Linked DNA regions of Homo sapiens: all the other regions are linked to region 1. A link is a loop called in an ENCODE intact Hi-C map of the cell type or tissue named here. Cell type or tissue: endothelial cell of umbilical vein. All regions are shown on one strand.

Region 1 (8,000 bases):
GGGAGGAGCCCTCCGTGGTTTCGGAAAAGAAGAGGCAACAGCCAGCTCTATTTAATCACCAGACGTGATTAAATAATAAAAATATGTGAGCACTTAAAAAATTATGCCAGGCTCTTCTTGAATGACTGTATGTTACCACATTTAATCTTCATAACAACCTTGTAAGACAGGTCCTTCTTATCCTTGTTTTACAGTTGAGGAAACTGAATTAACTTACCTTGATCACCCTGCCAATATGTTGCAGAGCTAGGATTTGCAATTGGATCTGAAAGCCCACTTATGTGATTTCAAACACCTGCTCCTAACCACTGCCTGAGTTAAACCACACAGGGCAATGGGCATTCCTGAACCTATTTCCTGCATTGCATGTCTTAATTTCTCAGATTCCACCATTTGAGATTCAATCCCTTGGATCATGAAGGCTTTCCTAGCCAAAGATCTTTTTTAAAAATAAATCTGGTACCTGGCATGGTGATTCACGCCTATAATCCCAGTGCTGTGGGAAGCCGAGGCAGGAGGATAGCTTGAGCCAGGAGTTTGAGACCAGCCAAGGCAACAGAGTGAGACCTTGTCTCTACAAAAAAAATTTTTAAATTAGCTGGGTGTGGAGGTGTGCACGTGTAGGCCTAGCTACCTGGGAGGCTGCGGTGGAGGAGGATCAATTGTGCCCAGGAAGCGTAGGCTGCAGTGAGCTATGATTGTGTCACTGTACCCTAGCCTGGGTGACAGATCAAGACCCTGTCTCTAAAATAAAAAAAAAATTAAAAACTGAATCTATCTAAACGAGCAGCAATGATTTATCATCAGCTAGCACATCAGATAACATTTGAGTGGAGAAAAATGGGCTGTTATCTAAATCCTTCAAACAGGCTAGGTGCAATGGCTCACACCTGTAATCCCAGCACTTTGGGAGGCCAAGGCGGGCGGATCACCTGAGGTCATGAGTTCAAGACCAGCCTGGCCACCATGGGGAAACCCCATCTCTACTAAAAAATACAAAAATTAGCAGGGCGTGGTGGCAGGCACCTGGAATCCCAGCTACTGGGGAGGCTGAGGCAGGGAGAATCACTTGAACCCGGGAGGTGGAGGTTGCAGTGAGCCGAGATCCCACCACTGAACTCCAGCCTGGGTGATAGAGCGAGACTCCATCTCAAAAAAAAAAAAAAAAAAAAAAAAAAAAGGCCAGGCGCAGTGGCTTAGACCTGTCATCCCAGTACTTTGGGAGGCCGAGGCAGGTGGATCACGAGGTCAAGAGATCGAGACCATCTTGGCCAACATGGTGAAACCCCATCTCTACTAAAAATACAAAAAATTAGCTGGGTGTGGTGGCGCACGTCTGTAGTCCCAACTACTCGGGAAGCTGGGGCAGGAGAATCACTTGAACCTGGGAGGCAGAGGTTGCAGTGAGCCGAGATCGCGCCACTGCACTCCAGCCTGGCACTGGAGATTCCGTCTCAAAAAAAATAAAATAAAATAAAAATAAATAAATAAATAAAAAATAAAAAAAATCCTTCAAACAAAGGACATGCGTAATTAATTCAGTTTCCTCAAAGTGATCAGTTTTGGAGAATCAGGACACAAAAGTCCAAAAAGGATAGATTAACTTTTTAAAATATTTTTCCCCGCTAGCAAAGAATAAATTTTATATTGGTACCCTTGAGGTTTACTACCGTTTAGAAAGCCAATCATTTGGGGCCTTGTCCATTGTTTTTGCATGCCAGATGACGTTGCCAGCACGTTTAGTAAACAATACATTGTAATTCTCAGAAGGTTGACTGCAACCTTCTTCTGTAGCCTTTCTTACCTCCCTGAAAGTTCCCTTTGTTTTTCAAGATTACACGAAGACTCAATCGCAATCACGTATCATGATGGAGTTTTATTTCTTCTCAGCATGCTGTAACAGGCTGTTTGATTTTCTGGGTTTGGGCTATCTCCTCTACAAAACTATAAGTTCCGGGGAAGGGATCTTGTTTGTCTTGTTTATCTCTCTATTCCCAATGACTAACATAGGGCTTAGCATATTGTAAGTGTGATGGTAATTTTATGTGTCAATTTGATTAGCTTAAGGGATGCCCAGAGAGCAGGTAAAACATTATTTTTGGGTGTGCCTGTGAGGGCGTTTCCAGAAGAGATTAGCATTTGAATTGGTAGAGTGTAAAAAGAAGGTTATCCTCATTAATGTGGGTGGCCATCATACAATTTATTGAAGACCTGAATTTGGAGGAAGAGTCAATTCACTCTCTTGAGCTGGGACATCCGTCTTCTCTCACACATCAGAGCTCCTTGGTTCTCAGGCCTTCAGATGCAGACTGAATTATCCCACTGGCTTTTCTGGTTCTCCAGCTTGCAGAAAGCTAACCATGGGACTCTTTGACCTCCATAATTGTGTGAGCCAATTCCTACAACTGAGTCTCTCTTCCTATTAATACATACATAGATATAAATATATTTTATTGTTTCTGTTTCTCTGGAGTACCCTGACTAACACAGTAAGGTGTTACATACATATTTGTTGAATGAATGAGTGAAACTTATAAAGGCTAAGCTAACTTGCCTATTGTTAAATAGCTATTAAGTGACTGATCCAAGACTTGAACTAGGCTAGCTAATAGTAGACCCCAAGTTGTAACCACCATACCAGACTATCACTGTTCTTTTTTGCAACTGAACCATGTCAAAGGCCATAGAGTAATTGCTAGGGAACTTAGAATCAGCTTTTCCCTCTCCTCTCTTTTCCCCTTTCTTTCCCTCCCTCCCTCCCTCCCTTCCTTCCTTCCTTCCCTCCCTCCCTCCCTCCTTTTCTTCTAAGATCTGGAAGGGCTATTTGAGGTCATCTTGTTCAACCTGCACATTTTACAAAGGAGAACCCTAGAGTTGAATCAGTCACGCGGCTTGCCTAAAGGCAATAAGTTAGTGGCAGACTTAATAGATAAGTTTAGCTTTCGTGGTGGGCATCATTCTAACAAAATCAATGGAGATCTAATTTATTTCATTCTTGTTTACCCAATATCTGTTTATTATAACTAGATTAGTCATGCCACTAACCTGGGACTGTGTCTTGCTCATTTCTACCTAAGTGGCATAGACCACACTGGTTCCTTTGCTGGGGATTTATTCTTTTTTCCTACATCGATCTATTTTATTCATCCTTCAAGCCCTAGCTCTGTTCTCCCCTCCTCCATACAGACTTCTCTGGCTCATTGCAAACTCATACAGCACTCTGCATTTGGTCTTTAATCACACATTACCATGTATTTTCATTTAAATGTTCTCAGGTATGTCTTTCCCACAGGCTCCCCCCACCACAAGCTCATCAAGAGCAGGATCTATATCACATGTAAACCTCTTTTGTAATCCTCTAGACTCCTAGAAAAGCACTAGACACATAGTAGACACTCAGGGAATAATTCTTGAATGAATGAATGAATAAATGATATAAACAAGAAAAAAAATGAAATGGTAAACTCTGCCATCTTGTGGTTATTCATCTTTGGTGTTGTCATTTTCACTGTATTTTTTTAGTGTTGAAATTAGAAAAGCATCACATGGTAAGAAACTAAGGTGATGATGGTGAAATTGGGAAGGTTTCTTTTTCTTTTGCTCAACGTACCAACAGCATGGTTACTGAAATATTTCATAAGAAAAACTAGAGGTGGAGGGAAACAAAAACCCAAAACAAATCGTGTACCTGAGGATTGAATATAGACCTGGGAAATATTTATTGGATTTCCTCAGGTACAATCCATGCTTCGAATGGGTCAAGTAAGAGAAATTGTCCCAACATGTTCAACAATTCAGAACTCTGATCAGATAACCAATCTACTTATTTAAGGGGAGCTATTAATAGACCTTTTATAACAGTCATCTGGTGAAGAGAAGCACTGTTTTATTTATTTATTTATTTATTTATTTATTTATTTATTTATTTATTTTGAGACAGGGTCTTGTGCTGTCACCCAGGCTGGAGTGCAGTGGCGCAATCTTAGCTCACCACAGCCTCAACTTCCTGGGCTCAAGCGATCCTCTCACCTCAGCCTCCTGAGTAGCTGGGACTATAGGTGCGTGCCACCATGACTGGCTAATTTTTAATATATATATATTTTTGTAGAGGTGGGGTTTTGCCATGTTGCCCAGGCTGGTCTATGAACTACTGAGCTCAAACCGTCTGCCCGCCTCGGCCTCCCAAAGTGCTGGGATTACAGGCGTGAGCCACTGTGCCTGGCTAAGAATCACTGCTTTTGATTTAACAGTCCTGGGATCCAGTCTTAGTTTTGCTGAACAACCTTGCGCAGATCACACAACCTCTCTTATCTCAGTTTTCTTACCAGTTAACTTGATGCCTAATTTACTTCCCAGGGCTCTCATGACACTCTATAGGACCACAGGCATGAAGGTTCTTCAAAACATTTTAAAAAAGTGATATACATGTTTAACAATACTACAAAAGAAAAATAATGTTTATCCTTTTCATTTGTACAGCACCTGAGCATTTTAAAATGCAGTCATGACAGCGGGTGGGGGCTCACTCTTGTAATCCCAGCATTTTGGGAGGCCAAAGCAGGAGGATTGTTTGAAGTCAGGCATTTGAGACCAGCCTGGGCAACAAAGTGAGACCCTGTCTTATGAAAAGAAAAATTTAAAAATTAGCTGGATGAGGTGGTGCTCACCTGTAGTCCCAGCTACTCAGGAGGCTGAGATGGGAGGATCTCTTCAGCCCAGAAATCTCTTGAGGCTTCAGTAGGCCATGATCATGCCACTGTACTCCAGCCTGGGTGACAGAGTGAGGCTCTGTCTCTCTAAAAAAAAAATAATAATAAAAAGTAAATAAAAACATCATTTTTTTTAAAAAAAGTGCCTTCGTGCCCATTATCTATTTTCAGTCTCACAGCAACCCCAGGATGCAGGCAGGCATTATTACACTCAACTTACAGATGGAATTCAGAGGTTCATATACAGAGTCAATAAAAATATATTGAGGACCTGTTATATGCCAGGCATACTGATAGGTACTTTCCCATGTTAGAGAAGTTAAGTTAGTTGTCCAAAATCATCTGGTGGTTAAGTGGCAGAGTCTGCACTCCAACTCAGATCATCTGATTTAGGAATCTAGGGCTCAAACCCTACTATCTTTAGGTCAGTCTAATTCCTCTCCTGAGGGTATTCACATTTGATTTTTCCCTTTCTTTTATGGAATGAAATATTTTGTTTTCTGTTAGATATTTAAGGTCTCAAGAGCAGGTGCACCAAAAAACACTGGGTGCAGGCTACAAGCCTATACTTTATTTAATGCAGTGGTTCTCAGCCCTGGATGTAAAATAACATCACCTGGGGAGTTAGAAAACAATTACCCACATTCTGGCCCCACAAGAAAGTGATTAAATCAGAGCCTCCAGCAGTGGAGCCTGAGAAAAAGTTTTTTTTTTTTCCTTTTAAAAGTTAATTCTAATGTACAGTTAGGGTTGAGAACCACATTGCTATAGGAGAAAAGTCAGTGACCCAACATCTTAACATAGTCAATTCAACTTTTCTAGAGACTGTTCCTAGCAAATACCAAGAAAATTCAATGAGGAAAAAGGAAGAGGAGTAAATAAATATCTTAGAAATGTCATTTGTTCAATCTGATTTAGTAGTGCAAGTAAGTTGGATGGCAGTTGATGGAAGTAAACCATTAGAGATGAAGAACCAGGAAAGAAAAGGACATGGATCCCACTTTGAGGTAGGGAGAGAGATGGCAGACACATCTTTCTTACCTCATAAGAGTAGACACTATAAACCCCTATTCATTCATTTATTCCTAGATCAAATATTTACTGAGCATCTAGTATGTGCCAGACGCTATTCTAGGTACCGTCAGTATAGCAAGCCAGATACAGACATTAGACTCATGGAACTTTCATTCTAGTTGTGAGTGTAGAGGAATGAATGGTTCTGCTGTGATGCCCTGGTGACCTTGAACACCTTCACCTATGTCACACAGCCAAGGTTCAACCATGGTCTGACTCAAATCTTGGAGGAATACTCTGTGATCTCTCTGCAACATGGCAAGATAAGAAATATTGTGATAAGTTGTCACAAGCTCATTTCTCAACTGCCTCCTTATCTTGTGGGAGGGTGCCATGAGGTAGTTTCTTATTTGCCTCCCTGGTTCCAGTGAAACATAGAGCTTTGTACCATCACACACATACACACACACAGCCCACTTCAGTAGAGCTGTAGCATAAACTGCTTGGCTATAATTTAGAGTTGGCTTCTGCACACCAGAGTGACCCATTGCTTGTGTCATCTGCCATCTGACATCTCTAATTCAGTGTCATCCTGTGGGATTAGCAACATCATACTGATCTTGTTTTGCTGCCTGTGTTAGTAATAAACTGTATCCATTTGGGCTAGTTGTCTTCTTATTGGCTGAATCTATGGAAGTGTGCTAAGCTAACCTAGCAGCTACCAATGCACTGTTGCTTAAGGGGCTTGACTGTTTGAAAAATTGGGACAGATCTGATCCATACCAGTTAGATAGAAAAACAAAATTATTTCAAATTGTGATAAATACAATGAACCCTAAAATATCAACCCTACGTGGGCTTAGAAATCACCTAAACACTGGGGAGAATGTGCAGGTTTAATTGAATAATTTCAATAAACAAACATGTAAGAAATGAGAAAAACACAAAATCATTGAAGAAACACCGTAATTGTTGTGGGCAAAATGGATGTTAAAATTAGTGGGAGAAAAAAAAGAAGCAAAAAAAAAAATTAGTGGGAGAAAGTTTGAGAAGAAGTAGGGCTTCAAAGTATCTCTCCCATGATATTTATTAATTACAAGGGAAAAATGATAACTTTCCAGTAGAGAAACTCAGCTCCCTCTGTTTGAGTGGGAACATATGAGAGACAGGAAATAAATGAATAGAGTCCTGGCCCAAGAACAGGTCACTGTGGGTCTGCTGGGTCTATGGACTTATCTGATGGTCATTTCCCTAGTTCCAGAACGTATAATTGGACTGGCAAAACTGAGAAGTTTGCAGAACCCCTATATTGATTATTTAAACAGCAGAGTAAAATCTGTTGTAGGAGGAAAGGCAAGCAAAAGCCTCAGAAATTTCTCATCCCCTCTTACCAACATAGTAAGTAAATAAATAAATGAAATTGACAAACCACATTACATCCCAGGGAGAATTGCAGAATTTAGTGCCTTCAAAGACTTATATAATGCAGTCCCCATCAGATACCTATTTAATTCACCAGTGTGGCTCCTGAGAAAACCAGATAAATCACGGCAAATGACAATGAAGTACCACAAATTTAACTAAGTAGTAGTAACGACTGTAACAGCTGTGTTAGATGTCATATCTTTACTGAAGTAGATTAATATACGTGTATATATGGCTACTGGTCAAGTGAATGTTTTATTTTCCATACCCCTTTGAAGGTGGATCAGAAAGAGTTTGCATTCACATAGTATGGACGTCAGCACATGTGGTGAATGCTGTAATGGGGCATCCAGATTTCCCTTCAGCAATGAAGATGTTATTACTCTAGCTGCTGAAAGCACATCTAAAAGATGGCCTTTGGGTGCCAGTTCTCTCTAGAGATTACCATAGCTAAAGAAAACTGCCTCACCCAATTGAAACCTCATACCTCTTTCCAAGGGCAGCCCACACTCAGTGATTAGTCAATGCAGGGATATAAAGGCCCAGCCCTCTCAACCTAATTTGGGACAAGCAGTCATTCTAGTTCCAGAGCCTCCCATGGGGTTGGCTGAGGCCTTCATTAGAACTACATCATGGCTTCACTTCTCCCTCTGACTAATCCTCTTTCTTTCACCTCCTTTCCACAAGTGTTGATCTCAAGGGGCACTCCCTAATAAACACCCTGCACACTGGTCTCCATCTCAGGGTCTGTTTCTTGGGGAACCCAGACTCTGTGACAGTTGATGACAAGAGTGGTCTGAGAAAGCAGGTACCTTGATGGGATTTTGGATCTGGATCAACCACTGCCTAGAT
Region 2 (8,000 bases), 120 kb before region 1:
ATGTTAGCTATCTTCAATATTAGCATAGGCAACATATTATTAGGAAGATAAAACTGCTACAAAGGAAAGTCTAGAACCAAATGTGAATTTTTAGAATATTCACAGTATAGCTTATACACTTTCATTAGTGTAATTAAGATTTGAGTATGATTTGGAACAATCTTTTCATATTTTTCTGGCATCCTTACCAAATGGAGGGTAGCATTGAATTCTGAAGAACGTAAGTTCTATCCAGAAACAAAAAAATGCTCCTGATCATGATCTGCCAATGAAAAAAAAAGAAATCAAACAAGTTTTGTATGTTGTGAAGCTGAAATATTTGCTTTCAATAAGAATAAAACTGAAGAGTTTGTCTGTATATATATTACATTACTAAGATCAAACATGCAGATAAACACATCTATCTGAGAATATGCCCATATAGTTTTTATTACTCAACAGTCAATCCTTTTTGTGTTTTCTAGAAAAAAGACACTTAAAATGGCCCTCTGATTTACTGCTTGAGAAGTAACTGAAAAATCAAGGGGACGCTCATATAATTCTTCCTGCGCCACAGTGCTAGGGAATGAAGCTGCCTTACATTGCACATGTGAGGGTTTTTATTGGCAGGGGGTGGGGGTGGGGAGGGGTGATGGATTTTAAGATTTTAATCTGTAGAATATAAGGTATAAACCAGATTAAGAAAAATGGAAAAGGTTGTTATCTGAATAAACTAAAACACAGGACCATCAGGCACCTTCACAGGTAATCAAATAGTGGACAGGATAATCATCAAGAGAGAAAAAAAAATAAGAGTGACAGACGAAATGTAGCTTTTTAATGAATGAGATAAATACATTTTTGGTAAGTGTGACAAAAATAAAAATGAACCTAAGGTGCAAGACATTCTGAAATGCAGGTTTACCTGTAACTTGTGGTTTTAAAATAGAAAACTCAACCAAAACTAGTTTCCAATTCAGAAAAGGAACTTGGGAGGAAGAGTGGGAGGGGGGCGAGGGATAAAAGACTACAATGGTGCAATGTATACTGCTCTGGTGAAGGGTGCACCAAAATCTTACAAATCACCACTAAGGAACTTACTCATGTAACCAAATGTCACCTGTACCCCAATAACTTACGGGAAAATAAAAAATAAATAAATTTTTAAAAAAAGAAAAAAAAAGAAAAGGAATAGATATTGAAGCAATCTCCCTATTGCTAAGTTTTAAAAACTAACATTCCTGTATTTGAAGAAATGTTTTTAACTATTAATACAATGTTTAGCCGAAATACAATACTTTTTCCAGCTTACCATTTGTCTGCAATGGTTTTGCCAGCATCTATCAATCTTCTTTAAAAAAAGAACGCTATCCAATGAATCCCTGAAACATATGTTAAGGATATTTTAAAGCGTTTGGTACAAGTCATATGTGCCATGTGACAGAGAGCATATTAGTCTTAAACATGAATACCTTGCACACTAAGTGAAACTAAATGGCACTTGATTATGCACCAAAGTGCTATTTCCTAATTTGTAAAAGAAAAAAAAAACATAGTTTATACTAAAAAACACCTTTAAAAACAAGTCTTAGACATAACTGAACATCGTGTTTTCAGTTTACTATTTCCCTTAGGAGATTATTTTTCCTCAAGTGGAAATCTGATAGGGCAAAAAGGATAAAGACATAAGGACATCTTATTTACATGAATACCACACGTAGTCCTGGACACGAATTAAGGCTGAAAAGTCAAAATGTGTTTCTTTCTCGAGAAACACAAGGCACAAAAAATGACAAACCTACAAAATACAGGCATTCTACTTCAAGCTGGGTTAAACAGTGAGGGGTAGGGACAGAGAGGAAGACAAAACTATTCACGATTTTTTGTTTTAAAAAGGATATTCTCTGAATTGATGAATCTGTGCTTTGATGTGATCTTCGCAGATCTGTCTCAGCTGTTTGTACAAGTTTGCAGAAATCTTGTAAGAACAGAGATTTTCTACAGCCTGCAAGGTTAAAATACTTTCTTAAGGAGAGGATGAAGGATTTCTCAACTATTTACATCAGATTCTTATTAATTTGATATTTCTACCACATCAGCTTATTAAAAAGGGTTATTCATCCACTTAAGACACAAGGTAAAACAACAAAATATATCAATGTGGGTGGCAAACTTTCTCATAACCAATGCACTGTATCAAAAAAGAACAAATTACAGGTTTAGCATCTTTAATCTAAAAATCTGAAATCCAAAAAGCTCAAAAATCTGAAACTTTTTGAGTGCCAACATGCTGCTCAAAGAAAATCCTACTTGGGCTGGGTACAGTGGTTCATGCCTGTAATCCCAACATTTTGGGGGGCCAAGGTGAGAGGATTGCTTGATGCCAGGCTAGAACAGCCTAGGCAACTGTGATGGTTACTACTGAGTGTCAACTTGATTGGATTGAAGGATACAAAGTATTGATCCTGGGTGTGTCTGTGAGGGTGTTGCCAAAAGAGATTAACATTTGAGTCAGTGGGCTGGGGAAGGCAGATCCATCCTTAACCTGGTGGGCACAATCTAATCAGCTTCCAGTGAATATAAAGCAGGCCAAAAAAAGTGAAAAGGAGAGAAGGGCCTAGCCTCCCAGCCTACATCTTTCTCCCATGCTGGATGCTTCCTGCCCTCGAACATCAGACTCCAAGTTCTTCAGTTTTGGGAATCAACCTGGCTCTCCTTACTCCTCAGCTTGCAGACAGCCTATTGTGGGACCTTGTGATCGTGTAACTTAACACTTAATAAACTCCCCTTTATATATATCTCCTACTAGTTCTGTAGTTCTGTCCCTCTAAGAAAACCCTGACTAATACAGAAACAAAGCAAGACCCCATCTCTACAAAAAATTTAAAAATTAGCTGGGCCCAGTGGTGTGTACCTGTAGTTCCAGCTATTTAGGAGGCTGAGGCAGGAGGATCACTTGAGCCCAAGAGTTCAAGGTTGAAGTGAACCATGACTACGCCACTGCACTCTAGCCTGGGGACAAAGTGAGACCTTGTCTCAAAAATAAAAAAGCTGTCTTGTTTAAAATGTTAATCATTTTCACAAGCAGAGCTTCATTTTGGGTTTAAAAAAGAATTTCACCTGTTGTTTATGTATCAGATGGGTTGGGCAGTCCTACTACAATTGAATTAAAATTTACTTAAACGTTCTTGGATTTTCCTGAACAGAACAAAGCAGAAATTATTGCTAGTAGTATGATAATGAGTATGATATAATACCAAGGAATTTTCTCCAACATTTCAGTTTAAGAATAGTTAAATATAGATTTTAAAATCTGTGGCTGGGCGCAGTGGCTCATGCTTGTAATCCCAGCGGTTTAGGAGGCTGAGGCGGGTGGATCACTTGAGGTCAGGAGTTCAAAATCAGCCTGGCCAACATAGTGAAACCCCGTCTCCACTAAAAATACAAAAATTAGCCGGACATGGTGGTGCACGCCTGTAATCCCAGCTACTCAGGAGGCTGAGGCAGGAGAATTGCTTGAACCCAGGAGGTGGAGGGTGCAGTGAGCCGAGATCACACCAGTGCACTCCAGCCTGGGCAACAGAGAGAGACTCCATCTCAAAAAGGAATAAAATAAAAAATAAATAAAATTTGTACAACTGAATTAACGCCAATTACAAAAGAAAGAACTGCATTTTTACTTCACTTTAATAACTGAATTGGTCTTCTTTTATACTCAGATTCCAGAAGGATGACCTTCAGATTTCCGTAAGTTTCCTGTTATGCATATATAAAAGACTTTCAAATTTAAAACAACAGGCATGCTAAAACTCTTTGGGAAAACTCTGATATAATCTATAATTCCAAGTGGTAATGACTTAAATGTAACACCAGAATTCCTTTCTCACCACAACAGAAGAAAAAAATTCCATTAAAATGAACTCTAGGGGGGCATCCAAGTTCTGTGGGTTGGAGTGGAATTTTAAAAATATGTAGTTAGAAGTCACATTCCCAATATGCAGGTCCAGTAAATAAATCAGCAAATGAAAAGAAAGCTTGGCAGAGCGCGGTGGCTCACGCCTGTAATCCCAGCACTTTGGGAGGCCGAGGCGGGCAGATCATGAGGTCTGGAGTTCGAGACCACTCTGACCAACATAGTGAAACCCTGTCTCTACTAAAAATACAAAAATTAGCCGGGTGTGGTGGTGTGCACCAGCTACTCGGGAGGCTGAGGCAGGAGAATCTCATCAACCCGGGCGGTGGAGGTTGCAGTGAGCCGAGAATGTGCCATTGCATTCCAGCCCAGGCAACAGTGTGAGACTCTGTCTCGAGAAGAGAAGAAAAAAGAAGAGAAGAGCAGAGCAGAGCAGAGCTTAAAGGAAACCTCTTACACCACGAGACAAGTCACCACACCTCATCAGGAAACAGCAGGCCAATTAGATTGAGCAGCTATGGAGGAATAAGAAGGCTGAGACCCTGCTGGCCTGCCCACTTTTCACGTGACCTGGGGCTAGGCCACAAATGCTTAAGGGAATTTACATTTATTTCATGTGCCTCTCTGTTCACACAGGTCCTTTGTGGACTGTCCCCCTTCCACCTTTAGTATTCCTCTCATTGTATCTCACCGTTCCTTCTGAATGACTGTTTTCTCAGCATTTCTTATCGCTTTGCTTAGATTCTGTCATATGACTTAGTGCGTACTTCATCTTTCCACATTGTGCACTTCCGGTACTTCTCTAAGTCCTATTTATCCCATTTCCTTCTGCTATGTTCCCTTCTCAAATAAAACAGTTCTCGGCACATCTACTTATCTTCTCACACAAGATACCATATTCCCTTACTACTCAATTAGGTCCCACTTCTTCCAATAAGTTCTTCTTAATTGACTCAGCTACCAGTGACTCACATGGCACTCGCACCCATCATACCACACTGACTTAGTCATTGAGTCAACACTATTTATCTCCCAACCACTGGACACTTCTTACACAAAACTACTTATCTTTTTATGTGTATATCTTGTCTCTCTGACTCCTTAATGACAGAAAGACATTGTGTGTTCATCTATCTATAAGTTCTTTAATACTTTTTGAGCTTTGAACCAAGTGAATACATGAAGTATTCAAAAAAAACTCTAGCAATGTGTCCTGCACATAGAAAGGGCTTCTAGTATGAGAAAAGTTGCCAGAAAACGTGTAATTACGATTGAGTGTGCTAGATGCTATGATGAGGATAAGCAGAGAGATGAGGCCCCTAACCCAGCATTTAGGGGAGGGCAAGTCAGAAAAGCCTTCCTGGGAAGAGGTAAAGGGACAGAGTCCCAAAGACCCACAGGGAAACAGATAAAAAGTTAGTGGAAATAGTGAGAAATCGAGAATTAAGCTGGGCTTTACAGCACAGAGTCTCACCTGTGTTTGGCTGGAGGGTGGTTTAAGAACTTTAAGGCAAGAAAGGCAGGAGCATCTAAGGTGAGTTTTGAGGTCAAGTTCGGAGGGAACATTCTGTTTTTCTAATTTAGCCTTGACTGCTTAACCTATAGACCGGATCTAGTCATTTTCCTTCCTCAACAACCTTCCATCAAGCTTTTCCTGTACTGTGATGGAGCAATCTCGTAATAGGTATAAATAAACAAACAAAAAGAACTATCCGGTACATGGTCTGCTATCATTTATGTAAAAAAGGAACAAAATAAAAACATACACAGTCGTTTTACGTATATAAAACATCTCTGGAAAGATACCCAAAAAACTAATAATGTCTGTCACAAAGAGAACTAACTAGGGGACTGGAGGATGGGGTGGAAGTGAGACTTCTCACTACATGCTCTGCAATACTTTCGGGGCTTTGAACCAGAGGAATATATCAGGTATTCAAAAAACTTAAATACTTGCCTTCCCCAATAAAAGCCTTTCTAACTTCCCCACCACCATACTTTTTAGCATGGTGTTCAAGGCAAATCTTACCACTTTCATCTCATGTCTGATTATAACTTTTCTTTTTTCTTTTTTTTTTAGATGGAGTCTTGCTCTGTCGCCCAGATTGGGGTGCAATCTTGGCTCAGTGCAACCTCTGCCTCCAGGTTCCAGTGGTTCTCCTGTTTCAGCCTCTCAAGTAGCTGGGATTACAAGCATGCGCCGCCACACTCAGCTAGGTTTTTTTGCATTTTTAGTAGAGATGGGGTTTTACCATGTTGGCCAGGCTAGTCTCGAACTCCTGACTTCAAGTGAACTGTTCACCTCAGCCTCCCAAAGTGCTGGATTACATGCATGAGCCACCTTGGCCACCCGATTATAACCTTTCACACATCCTTTGATCCAAGTACTCTACTTTTCTCACCTTTAGGCAAGATTTGGAGTGGTGTCTGTAAAACAGTGGCTTCCAAAATGTTTTGACCCAAAGCCACAGTAGGAAATCTAATGTCACAATCCATCATACATAAATTTATGTAACTAAAATAAAATCTTCACGAACCTACACATCATTACTCTATGTGATGCATTCTGATATTTGCTATTTCATTTCTTTTTAAAAAATGCTGGTCACGAACTATTAATTTCATGAACCTATTAGAACATAAGTAACTTAGGGTAGGTACTTATGCTCTCTTACTAGTACTAAGTGCTTTCCATAACCCCAAGGTATCAGTCCAGTTTTGGACACAGTAAGCAGTCATGGATTGAACAAGGAATGACTGTTTACTAAGTACTCTTCATCCTATTACATGCTGGGATGGAAACAGGAATAAGAAGGTGTTTGAGATAAGCTCTATTTTACTCTAGATCTTTGAAAAGCACTTTTACAAATATATTCTTTTAAATATTATGTATTTATTATTTATGTATTTTTACATATTATGCATTGTTTTATTTAAATATTATGTATTATTTATGTATTTTTACATATTATGCATTACGTATTTATTATTTACACTAATAAAACACTTTGGGAATCTCTGGAAGTAACCTCTTGCCTCACAAACAACTATTTGTAATAAACAGATTCTAGATAACTGCAACCTCTGCCTCCTGGGTTCAACCGATTCTCATGCCTTAGCCTTCCCAGTAGCTCGGATTACAGACACGTGCCACCACACCTGGCTGAATTTTGTATTTTTGGTAGAGACTGGGTTTCACCATGTTGGCCAAGCTGGTCTTGAATGCCTGACCTCAGGTGATCCGCCCACCTTGGCCTCCCAAAGTGTTGGGATTTCAGGCGTCAGCCACCGCACCCAGCCTTACAAGTCTTTTTAATAAAACTATCTTTTTATTTAAGCTCCCACTAATTACCAGTAAATATGCTGCCTTAAATCCTTTGAAGGTACTTAGGTATAAAATACAGGCATTCTAGCAAGCTTCTAACCCTTATTCTTCCAAATCCCAGCCCTTCCCCTCCAAAATCCACAGGATACATAAAAAATGTGTCTTTCTTCACAAGGATGAGCTAAAAAAAAGTGTCTGAAAAAAAAACACAGTCAAAAAATATATATAAACGTGTAGCAAATGACATATGCAAATATTTACTGAACAACAGACAATAAAAAAGATACTGAATTTCCACCAGGGTGTTGAACTCTGGTCACTGGTCTAAGGAGTGGAGTCTTAGTTTTCGAGCTATGTTTACAGATAGTAAGTAAAGCACATAACAAAAAATTCAACAACTGATATAGCAATAAGATCTACATTATCTCTCTTTTTATGTCAAGTAAATATGGCTAAGATACTCTAAGTATTCAAAAACTAAGAATCTGTTTAAAGGAAACCAACTATACAATGAAACCTAAACTCCTTTTCTTTTTACTTCCAGTAAACAGGACTTAAATAAGACTGAAAATTATCAAGGACTAAGAATTTGTAAGTGCACATTTTAAAATTTTTTATTATTTAATAATCTATTGTATATTTCAAAATAACAAAGAGTAGAATTTTAGTTGTACATTTTAAAAAACAGCAACAATAGTACTGATTAACGATTCAGTAAAAAGAGAAATACATAATACATAATAGACTAAGCTTTAAGACATCAACAGGGTGACAAAAGTTACA
Region 3 (8,000 bases), 150 kb before region 1:
AATTAGCCAGGCGTGGTGGCGCATGCCTGTAATCCCAGCTACTCGGGTGACTGAGACAGGAGAATAGCTTGAATCCAGGAGATGGAGGTTGCAGTGAGGCAAGATCACGCCACTTCACTCCAGCCTGGGTGACAGAGTGAAACTCTGTCTCAAACAAAAACAAACCAACGAAACAAACTTCTGACATATAGTTAATGAAAAGAAAATGCGTTTATGCACAGAAGGGATTTTTAAATTAACACAAAACAATTGAATATCTAAAAGCAACTCGTGCCAATATTTATATTGCTTTCAACTTAAGAATGTCTCATTGGCTATTTCAGACTAAGAAATCTGAGAAAGATTTCATCTCTAAATAGGCACACAATATATAAAGATGTACTTTGGGACAATAACTACATAAAGGAGGAGAGGTAGAGCTGTATAGAAGCAGTTTTTATATATACTATTGAAGCTAAATTAGTATTAATTCATACTAGTTAGTTGTAAACTTAAGATGCCCATCATAATCCCCAGGGTAACCACTAAGAAAAAAACCCTAAAAGATATATATATGAAAATAAGCCAGGCGAGGTGGCGTGCACCTATACTCCCAGCTACTCAGGAGGCTGAGGAGGGAGGATCACTTGAACCCAGGAGCTCTAGTCTAGCCTGGGTAACACAGTGATACTTTGCTTCTATTTAAAAAAAAGATATGCATAAAAGGAAATGAGAAGAGAATCAAAACGGTATACTACAAAAAAAAATCAATCAAATACAACAGAAGGGGAGATTTACTCATCCTTCCCTGGTTGGATGTATACATGAGGCATATAATAGTCCCCCCTTATAAGCAGTTTTGTTTTCCCTGGGTACAGTTACCTGTGGTCAACATGGTCCAAGAATATTACATGGAAAATTCCAGAAATAAACAATTCCTAACTTTCAAATTGCATGCCATTCTGAATAGCATGATGGAATCTCATGCCGTCCTGCTCCATCCCACCCAAGATGCAAATCATTCCTTTGCCCAGCACATCCATACTGTATATACCACCCATTAGTCACTTAGTAGCCATCTTGGTTATCAGATCAACTGTTGCAGTACTGCAGTGCTTCTGTTCAAGTAATCTTTGTTTTAATTAACAATGGCCCCAAAGCACAAGAGTAGTAATGCTAGCAAATTGTTACAATTGTCCTATTTTATTGTTGTTAATCTCCTACTGTGTCTAATTTATAAATGAAGTATAGGTATGTATAGGAAAAAATGTATATATAGGGTCTGGTACTATCCGTGATTTCAGGCATCTACCAGGGGTCTTGGAACATACTCTCCTCAGATAAGGGGGGACTGCTGTACAAGCTATTAAACTGTTTTTCTCTTGTGAATCTATCTTTTGTTACAGGAGTCCATCACAATTAACAACTATGAAGGGTAGAGAGAAAATTATCTTTCCTCCCCTAGAGTTTCTGGTGATGAGGATAGGATCTCTGGGGTACCCTGCTCACTCTGGAACCTGCCAATGAGATCCCGGGGAAACTGACAGAAGCTGGCTAAGGGTAAGAATTCTTACCAAAGTCAACTCTCCTGGATCTGTCTGTAGCACCTAGTAGAGAAGAGGAAGGCAAACACTTTTCTTTGCTCCTTACTTTCTAACTTTGATTAGCAGGAGGAAAACATCTGTACCAATTGATTTTTTTGGATTATGACTCTGGCTTGATCCTTTCCCTCTCAGAGACAGCTTTTGCTTTCCTGTTGGTCTCGTGTCCTGAAAGCTTAGCTTGGCTTTCTACCTGTCCGGGCACACAGGTTATCAAGCCTGTATTTGCAGGCAGCCAACTGAAAGGTTGGCAGCCCCCAATAATATGGCCGGACAGAAATGGGGGTTGCACCCTACTTGTATCTAGGGTCCTACCAACTGTTGCCAGCTCTCAGAGGATTCTCTGTCTTTTGGCTATCTCTGGGAGTGGTTCTGGATCTTGGCAGTTGGGGGGAGGGCTGTATCTTTGCACCCTCTATGAAGACACCCCTTATACCCACAGTTAAGCCATTAAGGGCTTATTGGTTTTGGTCAAGTCACTCGATAAATATAACTCTGAAAATATCCCCAGTGGGGTGACATGAATTGCATGCCAGGTTCTGGACAGAAATATAGTTAAAAATTAATCAGGCTGCCCTTTGGCCCACTTTCCTTTTGCTGAAAGTCATGTAGTACTAGATACTGACTATTTGCATTCCCATTGTTCCTATAGATAGGATCTCTGACATTGGAATTATAAGGCTTTCGTTTAAAGACTGCTTAAGATATTCTCAGGATCCTGAATTCTAGTGGAAAGGCTGAAGCCAACCAGTTTCAAGACCCTCAGAGAGGAACCAAATCAGCACAAGAATATACTTGTTTCTTTTTTTAAGATAGAGTCTTGCTCCTCAGCCAGGCTGGAGTGAAGTGGCACAATCATAGCTCACTAAAGCCTCAAACTCCTGGGCTTAAGTAATCCTCCAGCCTCAGCCTCCTTAGTAGCTGGGGCTACAGGTAGATACCACTACACCCAGCTAATTTTAAAAAATTTTTTGTAGAGATGGGGTCTCCCTATGTTAGCCAGGCTGGTCTTGAACTACTTCCCTCAAGCAATCCTCCTGCCTTGGGCTCCCAAAGTGTTGGGATTATAGGCATCAACCTGGCCAAGAATACAGTTTCTTCATCTCCAAGTCCTATGACTTCATCCTGCACTCTTCAACCAATCAACAATCTCCACACTTTGGCCCACTCCAAAACCCTTTAAAACCCTAACCTCAAATTCCTTGGGGAGATAGATTTGAGGTTTCCTCCCATCTCTTTAATTATCCTACCATTAAACTTCTTTCTCGGCCGGGCGCAGTGGCTCATGCTTGTAATCCCAGCACTTTGGGAGGCTGAGGCAGGTAGATCACTGTAGGTCAGGAGTTTGAGACCAGCCTGGCCAACATGGTGATACCCCGTCTCTACTAAAAATAAAAAAATTAGCTGGGCGTGGTGGTAACGCGCCTGTAATCCCAGCTACTCGGGAGGCTGAGGCAGGAGAATTGCTTGAACCTGGGAGGCATGGGCTGCAGTAAGCCGAGATTGTGCCACTGTACTCCAGCCTGGGTGACGGAGCGAGACTCCGTCTCAAAAACAAAAAACAAAAACCTCTTTCTCTGCTGTAACCCAGCATCTCAGCATATTGATTTGCTGTGTACATTGGGCAAGAAACATATTATGATTACACCTTTGGTTTAAAAGAAAAAAAAAGGAGTTCAATTCTGCCAGGAATATTCTCTATTCTTTTTGATCCTGTTCCTTCCATGGAAACCTCAGTCAACTGAAATTCCTTTCTCAAAATCCTGCAAACTATATGCTCTGCCAACTCTGGCCACCTCCTTTTCGTTGACACAATTTTGCTAATAACTTGAAACTTCATTGGCTTCTTCAGAAAACTTAAGATCTCCCCAAACTGGTGCTAAGACCTCTTCCTCCCCGTTGCTTCTGCTCCTCCTTCTGCCACTTTCGATCTTTAATTCAGTTTCTTTGAACCTTGATCTGTTCCCCCTCCAAGCCCCTACCTCCTCCATCCTTCTGTCCACTACTGTGAGACCTTTTACCTTCCCACTCCAGCCCCTTAGTCTCTTGAACTGTAGAACTCTGGCTCTCAAGAGACTTAGGGACATCCAAAAGCAATTACATGAGGCTAAAAAGAAAAGGAAGGCTAGTTAGAAATAGACTGGATATTTCATCCACTCCGATGGGCTTTGGAGATAGACAACCACTAGGTGTCTCCTCAGTCACCTACATTTTAGTCCACAGCCTCATGACTGACCTCTGGAAATAGGCAAATATGCTACAAAACTCCTAGGAGAGAACTTTCATCCTTTCTCTGTGTCTTTGAGATGTAAAATTTCTTCTCTAGGGCCTGAGGGCTATCTCTTTTGAAATGAAAATCTCAAGGAGATGACTCTCACCTGAAGGAAAAAAAAGGAGCTGTTTGGAAATTGGGCAAATGAAGAATCTTGTCTTTTCCACAAATACTTGTAAAAACCTTTAGCCATCTGAGTAGGTAACCTTAACTTACTCTATCTGCTAGAAACACAATTTAGATACAGCTATTCTCTTACAAACGAGTGAGTTTCATATTATTGTACCTGATACATGGCTAAAATTTTTAAATGAAAGCTGTAAAATCTGTTTGTATCTGTATGTTTATGTATGTCTCTGTAGATATGACATTTTTCTATCCCCATGGTATTATGTAGTTTGTAAACAAGGTCTACTTCACTGGCTTTAAGAAAAATAAACCTGGCTGAGTGTGGTGCTTAGGCTTGTAATCTTAGAACTTTGGGAGGCCCAGGCAGGAGGATTGCTTAAGGTCACCCTCAGCAACATAACGAGATCCTCGTCTCTACAAAAGAAAATTTAAAAATTAGCTAGCCATAGTGGCTTGTGCATGTAGTCCTAGCTACTTAGGAGGCTGAGGCAGGAGAATTGCTTGAGCCCAGGAGTTCCAGGCTGCAGTGAGCTATGATCCTGCCATCGCACTCCAGTATAAGTAACAGAGACCACGTGTCCAAAAAAAAAAAAAAAAAAATGCCGAGCATGGTGGCTCACGCCTGTAATCCCAGCAGTTTGAGAGGCCGAGGCAGACAGATCACCTGAGCTCAGGAGTTCAAGACCAGGCTGGGCAACATGGCGAAACCCCATCTCTACAAAAAATACAAATATTAGCCAGGTATGGTGGCATGTGCCTATGATCACAGCTACTCGGGAGGCTGAGGCAGGAGAATTGCTTGAGCCCAGGAGGCGGAGGTTGCAGTGAACCAAGATAGCGCCATTGCACTCCAGCCTGGGCGACAGAGCAAGACTGTCTCAAGAAAAAAAAAAAAGGACAGAAAGAGAAACTTACATAAATTAAGTATTCTCTTAGAAAACAGAAGAACTAACCCAAATGCTTTTCAAGTTCACTTGACTGGTAATCTTTGGTAAATAATACTGTTGGTTTAGTTAAAAAAAAAAAAAAGAAAAGAAAATGCCTTCAGAGTTGTCAGCATCAGCATTAAATATAATGCAGACACACAACTTTTATTCTGAGTTTACTAGTCGAGTAAGCTTATGTTATTTCTACTAGATGTTTATGATTATAAAATTAATTCAACCAAGAATAAATATATAAGTAAAAATGCAGTATTTGTTACTTCATATATATCAAGTACAGCAGTGAACAAAAAACCCATGAATTTAAAAAGAAACACACACAAGAGACGGCAGTAATAAAGGATTAAGGAACAAAAAAAATATGATACATAGAAAACAAATAGCAAAATGACAGAAGTCCTTCCTCATCAGTAATTATTTTAGATGTAAAAAAATTAAACTCTCCAATTTCAAAAGTCAGAGATTGGCAGAATGGATTTAAAACCAAGATCTAACTATAAATTGTCGACAAGAAACTCACTTTAGGTTCTAGACACAAACAAGTTGAAAGAGAAAGGATGGAAAAAGACATTGCAAGCAAACCAAACCAAAAGAGGGCTAGGGTTGCTCCACTAATGTCAGATAAAATAGACTTTTAAGTAAAAAAGTGTATTATTACAAGAGACAACAATAATATATATTGATATAGGGGTAAGGTATTAATAATCATAAACAGACATACCTAACAGTCCCACTATATATGAAGTAAAAACTGGTAGAATTGAAGGCAGAAATAGACAGTTCTACAATAATGGTTGAAGACTTCAATACCCCACTTTCAATAATGGATAATACTAGACAGAAGATCAATAAGGAAATAGAAAAACTGAACAACACTACAAACCTACTTGGCTCGGTAGACATATACAGAACATTCCACACAAAACAGTAGAATACACATTCTTCTCAACTCCACATGAAACATTCTCCAGGATAAATCACGTTAGGCCACACAACTCTCAATAGATTTAACAAGACTGAAATCATATACTATCTTCTCTGGCCACATGGAGTAAAATTAGAAATCACTAATAGACCAGGTATGATGGCTCTCGCCTGTAATCCCAGAAATTCGGAAGACCAAGATGGAAAGATTGCTTCAGGCCAGGAGTTCAAGACTAGCCTGGGCAACATAGGGAGACCCAATCTCTGCAAAAATTTTTAAAAAATTAGCTGGGTGTGGTGGCATGCACCTGTAGTCCCAGCTACTCAGAAAGATCGCTGAAGCCCAGGAGTTTAGGCTGCAGTGAGCTGTGACTGTGCCACTGCACTCCAGCCTGGGCAACAGGGTGATACCGTCTCAAAAAAAAAAAAAAAAAAAAAGAAAAACATAGAATAGACTCAAGTTACTAAAATCAGAAATGAAAGTGGGATATTACTACTGATCTTGCAGAATTAAAAAGGATGATAAAAGATTGCCATGAGGCTGGGCACAATGGCTCACGCCTGTAATACCAGCACTTTGGGAGGCCGAGGTGAGAGGATTGCTTAAGAGTTTGAGACCAGCCTGGGCAATACAACAAGACCCCATCTCTACAAAAAAATTAAAAAAAAAAAACTAGTTAGGTGTGGTAGTGAATGCCTGTGGTCCCAGCTACCTGGGATGCTGAAGTAGGAGAACTGCCTGAACCTGGGAGATCTAGGCTGCAGTCAGCTATCATCGTGCCACTGCACTCCAGCCTGGGTGACAAGAGTGAGACCCTGTCTCAAAAAAAGAAAAGAGGATTGCTATCGACAATTGTATGCCAACAAATTAGATATCTAAGAGAAAATCGAGGCAAGTGGATCACAAGGTCAGGAGATCGAGAACATCTTGGCTAACATGGTAAAACCCCGTCTCTACTAAAAATACAAAAATTAGCTGGGCGTGGTGGTGTGCGCCTATAGTCCCAGCTACTCTGGAGGCTGAGGAAGGAGAATCTCTTAAACCCAGGAGGCAGAGGTTGCAGTGAGCCGAGATCACACCACTGCACTCCAGCCTGGGCGAAAAGAGCGAAACTCCATCTCAAAAAAAAAAAAAAAGACACGAAAAAAACAAACAAACAAAAAAATACAAATTCCTAGAAATATACAAATGACCTAAAACTGATGCAAAAAGAAATAGAAAATCTGAACAGACCTGTAGGATACTAAATAATCGAAAACATCCCCCAAAAGAAAAGCCTGGTACCAGACAGCTTCACTAGTGAATTCTCTTTTTTTTTTCATCATCCTCTGACTTTCACACTGGTGAATTCTGTTAAAGAAGAATGAACACCAATCCTTCTGAAAGTCTTCCAAAAAACAGAAGACCAAATACTTGATAGTTCATTGTATAACACTAGCATTACTCCGATACTAAAGCTGGATAAAGATACTGCAAGAATAGTACAGATCAATATTCCTTATGAATATAGATGCAAAGATCTTCAAAAAATAATAGCAAATCAAATCCAACAACATACCAAAAGGATTAGACAACATGACCAAATGGGATTTATGCCAAGAATGCAAGGGTGATTCTACATATGAAAACAAATCAATGTATTACACCACATGAATAGAATGAAGGAAATAAACCACATGATCATCTCAATTGATGCAGAAAAAGCATCTGACAAAGTTCAACACCCTTTAATGACAAAAACATTCAGAAAGCTAAGAATGAAAGAAAACTTCCGGCCGGGCAGTGGCTCACTCCTGTAGTCCCAGCAATTTGGGAGGCCAAGACGGCAGATCAATTGAGGCCAGGAGTTCGAGACCAGTCTGGGCAACACAGTGAGACCCCTGTCTCTATTAAAAAAATGTTAATTAGCCAGGTGTGGTGGCAGGTGCCTGTAGTCCTAGCTACTTGGGAGGCTGAGGTGGGAGGATTGCTGGAGCCCAGGAGGTAGAGGCTGTAGTGAGCCATGACTGTATCATAGCACTCTAGTCTGGGTGACAGAGCGAGACTCCATCTCTAAAAAACTAAATAAAAGAGAAAGAAAACTTCTTCAATAAGATAAAGGGCATTTATAAAACACCCACAGGTAACATCATACTCAATGGTGAAAGACT
Region 4 (8,000 bases), 170 kb before region 1:
TGAGCATATAGTGAGACCCCCATCACTACAGAAAATTAAAAAATTAGCTGGGCATAGTGGCATGTGCCTGTTGTCCCAGATACTCATGCGTCTGAGGTAGCAGGATTGCTCGAGCCCGGGAGGTTGAGGCTGCAAGGAGTTGTTGTCATTGTGCCACTGCACTGTGGCCTGGAAGACAGAGTAAGACTCTGCTTTAATTTTTTTTTTTTTTTTTTTTTTTTTTTGCTGGGCTCGGTGGCTCACGCTTGTAATCCCAGCACTTTGGGAGGCTGAGGCGGGCGGATTACCTGAGCTCAGGAGTTCAAGACCAGCCTGGCCAACTTGGTGGAACCCCATCTCTACCAAAAATATAAAAATTAGTCAGGCCTGGTGGCGTGTGCCTGTAGTCCCAGCTACTCGAACCTGGGAGGCGGAGATTGCAGTGAGCCAAGATGGCTCCACTGCACTTCAGCCTGGGCAACAGAGCAAGACTCCATCTCAGAAAAAAAAAAGAGAAAATGTGAAGAAAGTTTTTGAAGGGCTCCTTTGATAGTGCACCTAAGTGTCCTAAAATAGGTACTGAATTTTTTTTTTTTTACAAAGATTGGGTTATTTTGTTGAACATCAGTAGGTAATATTTAATCAAAATATTAAACAAATAGAGCACCTAAAAATCTTTGGCTTTTGAAGCTTTTAGCAAATTGCAGTTATTGAAAACAAAGCCTGAAAAACAGAAAGGCATCAAAATGTAACCCTAAAAAAAGGACTGAAACAAACTAGAGCTGTAATGGTGAACAATGAACAAATAGGATTTAACTGTGAAATTCTATAATTGTGCTTTGGAATATGTTGACTTGAGAGAAAGCACTTGACGTGTTGATAGTGCTCTTATTTTTTTAGTTGAATACATTTAATTTGATAATATTTTAATTAGACAGATTTCTATTCTGTACCTGAATGGAATGAAATTGAGAAGGCCTATGATTTTCAGCATCCACATTTGGCAAAATTTTCAAAAGAAACATAGAGACAACTTTTTACATGAGTTTTGTCTTGTGAAAATATTCGTTGAAGAATGACGTTTTGATTAGAGAGTTTCTGTAAGAATATTTGAAATGAAATAATTACCCATTTTAATTTTTTAAAGTGTAATTGTGAGTCTGGGGTAGGTAGCTCACACCCATAATCCCAGCACTCTGGGATACAAAGGTGTGAGGATCAATTGAGGCCAGGAATTTGAGACCAGCCTGGGCAACATAAAGAAATCCTGTCTCTACAGCAACAACAACAACATATTATAAAACAAAAGTAGGCAGGCATGGTGGCACACAGCTGTAGTTCTAGCTACTCAGGAGGCTGAGGCGTGAAGATTGCTTGAGCACAGGAGTTCGAGGTTGCTATGAGCCATGATTACACCACTGCACTTCAGCCTGGGGGACAAAACAACACTCCATCTGAAAAAAAAAAAAGTAATTGTGACTAAGCATGCTATAGTTAAGATGTATACCATTTATTGAACTTGAGGTGCAGGGTACTCACCTCAATACTATCTCAGCACCTGCAGACATAGTATTTTCTAAATTAAAAATAGTATGGTTTACAGATATGAGATAATTGAAGGTATGAACAATTTCAAATTTCTTAGCCATAAAATGCAAATTTTTCTCTTTTATAAAGACAAGTTTTCACTATGTTGCTCAGGCTGGTCTCAAACTCCTGGGCTCAGGTGATCAGCCCTCCTGGGCCTCCCAAAGTTTTGGGATTACAGGCATGAGCCACCTCACCCAGCCTAAAATGCAAGTTTAAAAATGATTGCGGACCATTTTATTTTAAAGTTTAAAACTATCAAAATCAGCCGAGCATGGTAGCTTATACCTGTAATCCCAGCACTTTAGGAGGTGGAGACAGGCGGATCACTTGAGGCCAGGAGTTTGAGACCAGCCTAGCTAATATGGTGAAACCCTGTCTTTATTAAAAATACAAAAATTAGCCAGGTGTGGTGGCGTGCGCCTGTAATCCCAGCTACTCGGAAGGCTGAGGAAGGAGAACTGCTCAAACAGGAGAGGCGGAGGTTGTTGTGAGCGGAGATCGCACCACTGCACTTTAGTCTGGGTGACAGAGCAAGACTCTGTTTCCAAAAAATACAATAAAATAAAAATAACAAAATCATATTGAAACAATACCTTCTTCACAAAAATACCAGTGATCCATTATAAGACAGGACTAAGAAACTGATTAGACTATGTGAACATGTACCAATAATAATTACTCCGGCTATTTGAAAATTTTCAGATAATCAATATAAATAACATTTTGCTTTAATATACACAGATGAATGTTATCTTTGTTTTTTAAATAAAGCATTTTACTTTTGACAACGGTTTTTGCACACTAATATAATAAAATCAATTTTTGGTACAAAATAAATATTTCAGAAAAGTTATATAGTTGGTTTCAGAGCTCTCCACTCAAAAGTGCATCAACTTGGACAAGAAGTTATGTGGTCACCTTAACTATAGCATACTTACCATATTAGCTTTTGCAGCAGACAGCCTGGATTTTAATCCCAGTTCTAACACTTAGTAGTTTTGTGACTTTAAGCTATTCAATCACTCTCATACTAAGTTTCCTCATCTTTGGTGTTTTTTTTTTTTTTTTTTTTTTTGAGACGGAGTCTCGCTCTGTTGCCCAGGCTGGAGTGCAGTGGTGTGATCTCAGCTCACTGCAACCTCTACCTCCTGGGTTCAAGCAATTATCCTGCCTCAGCCTCCCAAATAGCTGGAATTACAGGTGTGTGCCACCACACCCAGCTAATTTTTTTTTTTTTTTTGTATTTTTAGTAGACACGGGGTTTCACCATGTTGGCCAGGCTGGTTTTGAACTCCTAACCTCCAGTGATCTGCCTGTCTCGGCCTCCCAAAGCGCTAGGATTGAAGGAGTGAGCCACTGCACCCGGTCATAATTTTTGTATTTTTAGTAGAGACGGGGTTTCACCATGCTGGCCAGGCTGGTTTCCAACTCCTGACCTCAGGCGATTGGCCTGCCTTGGCCTCAAGTTTCCTCATCTTTAAAATGGTGATGATAATAATATAAATTCTCTCAGTGGTTTGTTGCAAGGATGAAATGAAATAATGTTTATAAGTCACTTGGTACAGTGCCTTGGAATGTTGCGCTCCCAGTAAACATGAACTATTATCATTGCTGTTGTTATTATGATTAAGAGGCTATATTCATGATTATTGTTAGATTTTCCTTACCATTAACTTGGCGTCCTAACAGCACATTAGTTGCCTGGCCTTGTCTTTATCTAGCAAAGGGATCCAGTGATCAGGAAGATTTGCCAAATTAAATGGTGGCATAGACCAGCATTGGCTTGTCTTGTCTTTTTTATTTTTTTCTTCTTTTTTTTTTTTTTGAGACAGAGTCTTGCTCTGTCACCCAGGCTGGAGTGCAGTGGCACAATCTCAGCTCACTGCAACCTCCGCCTCCCAGGTTCAAGCAATTCTCCTGCCTCAGCCTCCTGAGTAGCTGGGATTACAGGTGTGCACCACCACACTTGGCTAATTTTTGTCTTTTTAGTAGAGACGGGGTTTTGCCATGTTGGCCAGACTTAGACCAGCATTTTCAAAATTATTTTTTCTCAGAATCCTGCAAGAATACTACAACATTGCAAGGATACTGCATTATTACAGAATCCTGCAAGGTGCTCTGTCAGCAAAAGATTCTGTTGTCAACTGGTGTTGGGAAACTGTAGACATGTGTTGTAAATTCATAATACGTATTTAGCACTATAAAATCTCTCCAAAGTCCTGCAATAAACACTTTTATTTTGCTTACCCCTCAGTTTCCAAATTTATTTGATAATGTAGCCTCTCCTCCCCTCTCTCTTTTGTATGCGTGTGATGCCTTCAACATAATAGAGAGTATTCTACAAAACATTTTGCAAAATATCGATCTAATATAACATTTTCATTTTAAAAATGAGAGGATCAACTGAGAGAAAGACTTTCCCAAGGCCACACAGTAATAGTGGATATGTAGACCTAGATGCCAGGGCTCCAAATCCTTGTGCTTTTTCTTTTAGGGAAGTCTCTTTGTATGTAATAATCTTTGTGCATGGATACATTAATGTGGGCTTTATATTGATAAGTAGGTGTGTGATACCTTCGACATTTCAAGGACAAGGACATTTTATAACAGCCAGAGGGTTTTTTTTTTTTTTTTTTTTTTTTTTGAGTGGAGTCTGGCTCTGTCACCCAGGCCGGAGTGCAGTGGCGTGATCTCGGCTCACTGCAACCTCCGCCTCCCGGGTTCAAGCGATTCTCCTGCCTCAGTCTCCTGATTAGCTGGGATTACAGGCATGCACTACCACGCCCGGCTAATTTTTGTATTTTTAGTAGAGGTGGGGTTTCACCATGTTGCCCAGGCTGGTCTCGAACTGCTAACCTCAGGTGATCCCCCACCTCGGTCTCCCAAAGTGCTGGGATTACAGGCGTGAGCCACCGCGCCCGGCCGGGTTTTTTTTTAAATTGTGAAACCTACAGTTTTAACAACCTCCACGCTCTCCGGGACTGAAGGTTTCCGCTCATAGCCAGCAGGCAGGGACCACAGACCGCAGTAATGGAAAATGGTCTCTTGAACTGACACCGGATGAATGCCAGAGGGCGCTCTTTCCTAAGCGGTACCAATTTAGAGTCCCTAAGCAGGAAGGCACAAAACCAACAAGTTTCAAGGAGACGGAGGAAGAGAGAAAACACTGTCTCTGGAGGAAGTATAATAATGTTTAAGATATAAAGCCATGGACGAGAAGTTAGAAAAGAAAGGGAGACAGAATAGCACTATATCAATATATAAAACAATTTCGTAATCAACAAAACTAAGATTATAAGCCAGGCGCCGTGGCTCAGGTCCGTAATCCCAGCACTTTAGGAGGCCGAGGCGGGCAGATCGCTTGAAGCTAGGATTTCTAGATCAGCCTGGGCAACATAGCAAAACACCATCTCTACCGAAAATACAAAAATTAGCCAGGCGTGGTGGCGCACGCCTGTAATTCCAGCTACTTGGGAGGTTGAGGTAGGAGAATCGCTTGAACCCAGAAGACAGAGGTTGCAGTAAGCCGAGATCACGCCACTGCACTCCAGCCTGGGCGACAGAGCAAGACTGTCACAAAAACAAACAAGCAAAAGACGAAGATTATAAACAAAAACATGTAAATGCAAAAAAAGTTTTTAATGCATAGGAATGATAAAAAGCCAACATGCAATTATATATATAATTGCATATTATAAATAATTATAATTAAATAATTATGTAATTAATTTATATTATAATTATATAATATATGCACACATACATATAACCTGTACAAATCTATGAAACCACCAAGTCTCCAACAGCCAAAATGTCAACTTCGTATTTAGAGGAAATAATATAGAAATAATTGCTAAGGACCCCATCTCTAAAAAATAAGAGAACAGAAATTCCTGATACTTATTGAGCACATATTATGTATTTGGTAACTTATGTCCACTTTTAACACTTAAGCTTAAGCTTATGAGGTAGTTATTATTAGAATATCGTCCTCATTTTTCTGGTTTTTTTTCAACAGGGTCTTTGTCGCCCAGACAATCTCGAACTCCTGAGCTCAAGCAATCCTCTTGCCTCAGCCTCCTGAGTAGCTAGGACTAGAGGCATGTGCCGCTATGCCTGGCTAATTTAAAAAGGGAAATTTTAGAGGTGGGGGTCTTGCTATGTTGCCCAGCCTGGTCTGGAACCCCTGGCCTCAAGTAATCTTCCCATCTAAGCCTCCCAAAGTGCTGGGATTATAGGTGTGAGCCACCGTGACCAGCCTTGTCCTCATTTCACACATGAGGAAACTGAAGCTTAAAGGCATATGTAACTTGTCCAAGTTCACAGTGCTAAGTGAAAGAGACAGCTGAGACTTCAAGGTCTTCTTCCAGAGGACCCAACTACTCCCTGCTTCTTTCCCATGGCTTATAAAGCCCTGTGTGGCCTGGTTTCCACTTACCTCTCCAGCCTTCCTCATCACTCAGCTCTCTGAAAAGACCATGTTCCCTGCCTAGGACCCACTTCCCTCCATCTTTGCCTGACTCAATGTTACCCGTCCTACTGGCTCAGCTTAGACATCACTTCCTTCAGGAAGTCTTCTCTGTTCTCCAAGCCTGGATTAGGTGACCTTTCTTTGTGGGTGTTCGGCTCCCCATCATCTCACCACACTGTATGGCAACTGTCCACTTCCTGATCTGTGTCCTCTGTTAGACTGGGAATTTGGGGAGAGCAGAGAGTAGATTTGGCTTGCTCCCCACTGCATTTCCCAATCCTGGCACAATGCCTGCCACGTAGTAAGTTCTCTATACACAGAGACTCCTCTGCTTAAAACATTTCTTAGAGAACCACATGTGAAGAGCAAATGTCATCAACTCTGCCACCAGCAGATGGTTATTGGCTGCCATTTTGGTCTCTGGCATTGGTGGTTCATCAGGCATGTTTGCTGTGATTTTGCTTATGTTTGAGTAGTTTAATGAACGTTATTAACATATTATATATCTGATACATATAAAGAGTGTTGAAAGTCCCAGTAAGAAGTGACATAGGGTTACAATATAAATGAAATTAGAGCCGGGTGCAAAGGCTCAGGCCTGTAATCCCAGCAGGTTGGGAAGCCGAGGTGGGAGGATTGCTTAAACCCAGGAGTTTGAGACCAGCCTGAGCAACATAATGAGACCCCATCTCTACGAAACATTTTTTTTAAAATTAGCCGGGCATGGGCCGGGCGGTGGCTCACGGCTATAATCCCAGCACTTTGGGAGGCCGAGGTGGGTGGATCACGAGGTCAGGAGTTCGAGACCAGCCTGGCCAACATAATGAAACCACATCTCCACTAAAAATACAAAAATTAGCCGGTCATGGTGGCACATGCCTGTAGTCCCAGCTACTCGGGAGGCTGAGGCAGGAGAATCGCTTGAAACCAGGAGGTGGAGGTTGCAGTGAGCCGAGATCGTGCCACTACACTCCAGCCTGGGAGACAGAGAGAGACTCTGTCTCAAAAAAAAAAAAAAAAAAATTAGCTGGGCATGATGGCATACGCCTGTTGTCCCAGCTACTTGAGAGGCTGAGGTGGGAGGATCACTTGAGCCCAAGAGGTTGAGGCTGCAGTGAGTCATGTTTACGACACTGCACTCCAGCCTGGGTGACAAAGTGACCCTGTCTCTCAGGAAAAAAAAAAAAAAAAAGGAAAAAAGAAATAAATGAAATTAGAAATAAATAAATATGAAAATTAGCAGGATTGTACAAAATACATATGAACAGTTAAGAGTAGTAAACGTTCTAATGGACAAACACTAAATCATGCAGCGTGTGAAGAAAGCTGCATCAACGAAGGTCAAAAACATCTATAAGAACCATATATTTTGACTGGGGAAATGCGTGTCTTAGGCTAATTTCCAGAGCACTTATTTTTGGCTGGTCAAGGTGGAGTTAGAGGTCTCTGTCCACTTTCCAAAAGTATTTTTTTAATCCTGTATGACACAGGATGGCCCTGAGTTTCTCCAAAATCTATTATTGTGACATCTTGAATTTAAAGATGTTATGGCAAAGAGCTAAAATAATCAATGTTTATGAAGGAGGGTCACATCTAAAAAATAAAACAAAAAACAACACAGAAAATTCCTCCTATTGTGTATCCCCTTACCCCATTTCTATAGGATTTTAGAAGGTATTATCTAGATTTTGCAATGTATTACCATCTCCTGAATGCCTATTACAGGTCAGGCACTTTTATTTTATTTTATTTTATTTATTTAGTTTTGAGACGAAGTTTCTCTCTGTCACCCAAGCTGCAGTGCAGTGGCATGATCTTGGCTCACTGCAACCTCCGCCTTTGGGTTCAAACCATTCTCTTGCCTCAGCCTCCCGAGTAGCTGAGATTACAGGCAAGCGCCACCATGTCCAGCTAATTTTTGTATTTTTAGTAGAGACAGGGTTTCGCCATGTTGGCCAGG

The links. Peaks named below come from ENCODE experiments on the same cell type or tissue, not always from the same donor. Only the 100,000 strongest peaks of a DNase experiment are listed, where the experiment ranks them.
Region 2: a loop joins it to region 1, with 8 times the contacts of the local background. A loop is called at or near these places in 6 of 110 quality-filtered maps.
Region 3: it touches region 1 in a loop (4-fold over the local background); 19 of 110 quality-filtered maps call a loop at or near these places.
Region 4: it touches region 1 in a loop (12-fold over the local background); 60 of 110 quality-filtered maps call a loop at or near these places.

What each region holds. Positions count from the first base shown.
Region 1 is chrX:120,660,833-120,668,832 of GRCh38, forward strand. No RefSeq gene overlaps it. Among named protein-coding and RNA genes, the nearest start is that of C1GALT1C1, 35 kb to the left of the region's middle. In endothelial cell of umbilical vein, no CTCF peak of the experiment used is centred here; a DNase peak (open chromatin) is centred at 3,479.
Region 2 is chrX:120,545,256-120,553,255 of GRCh38, forward strand. CUL4B (cullin 4B) reads right to left here. Exons shown (of 20, transcript NM_001079872.2): 3 at 1,881-1,984; 4 at 1,292-1,361; 5 at 189-262. Among named protein-coding and RNA genes, the nearest start is that of CUL4B, 12 kb to the right of the region's middle. RefSeq lists an enhancer at 4,166-5,365. In endothelial cell of umbilical vein, no CTCF peak of the experiment used is centred here; a DNase peak (open chromatin) is centred at 4,796; H3K27ac peaks cover 3,408 bases.
Region 3 is chrX:120,510,666-120,518,665 of GRCh38, forward strand. No RefSeq gene overlaps it. Among named protein-coding and RNA genes, the nearest start is that of LAMP2, 45 kb to the left of the region's middle. In endothelial cell of umbilical vein, a CTCF peak has its summit at 3,751 (motif pointing right); a DNase peak (open chromatin) is centred at 7,486; H3K27ac peaks cover 792 bases.
Region 4 is chrX:120,493,586-120,501,585 of GRCh38, forward strand. No RefSeq gene overlaps it. Among named protein-coding and RNA genes, the nearest start is that of LAMP2, 28 kb to the left of the region's middle. In endothelial cell of umbilical vein, a CTCF peak has its summit at 4,638; a DNase peak (open chromatin) is centred at 4,656.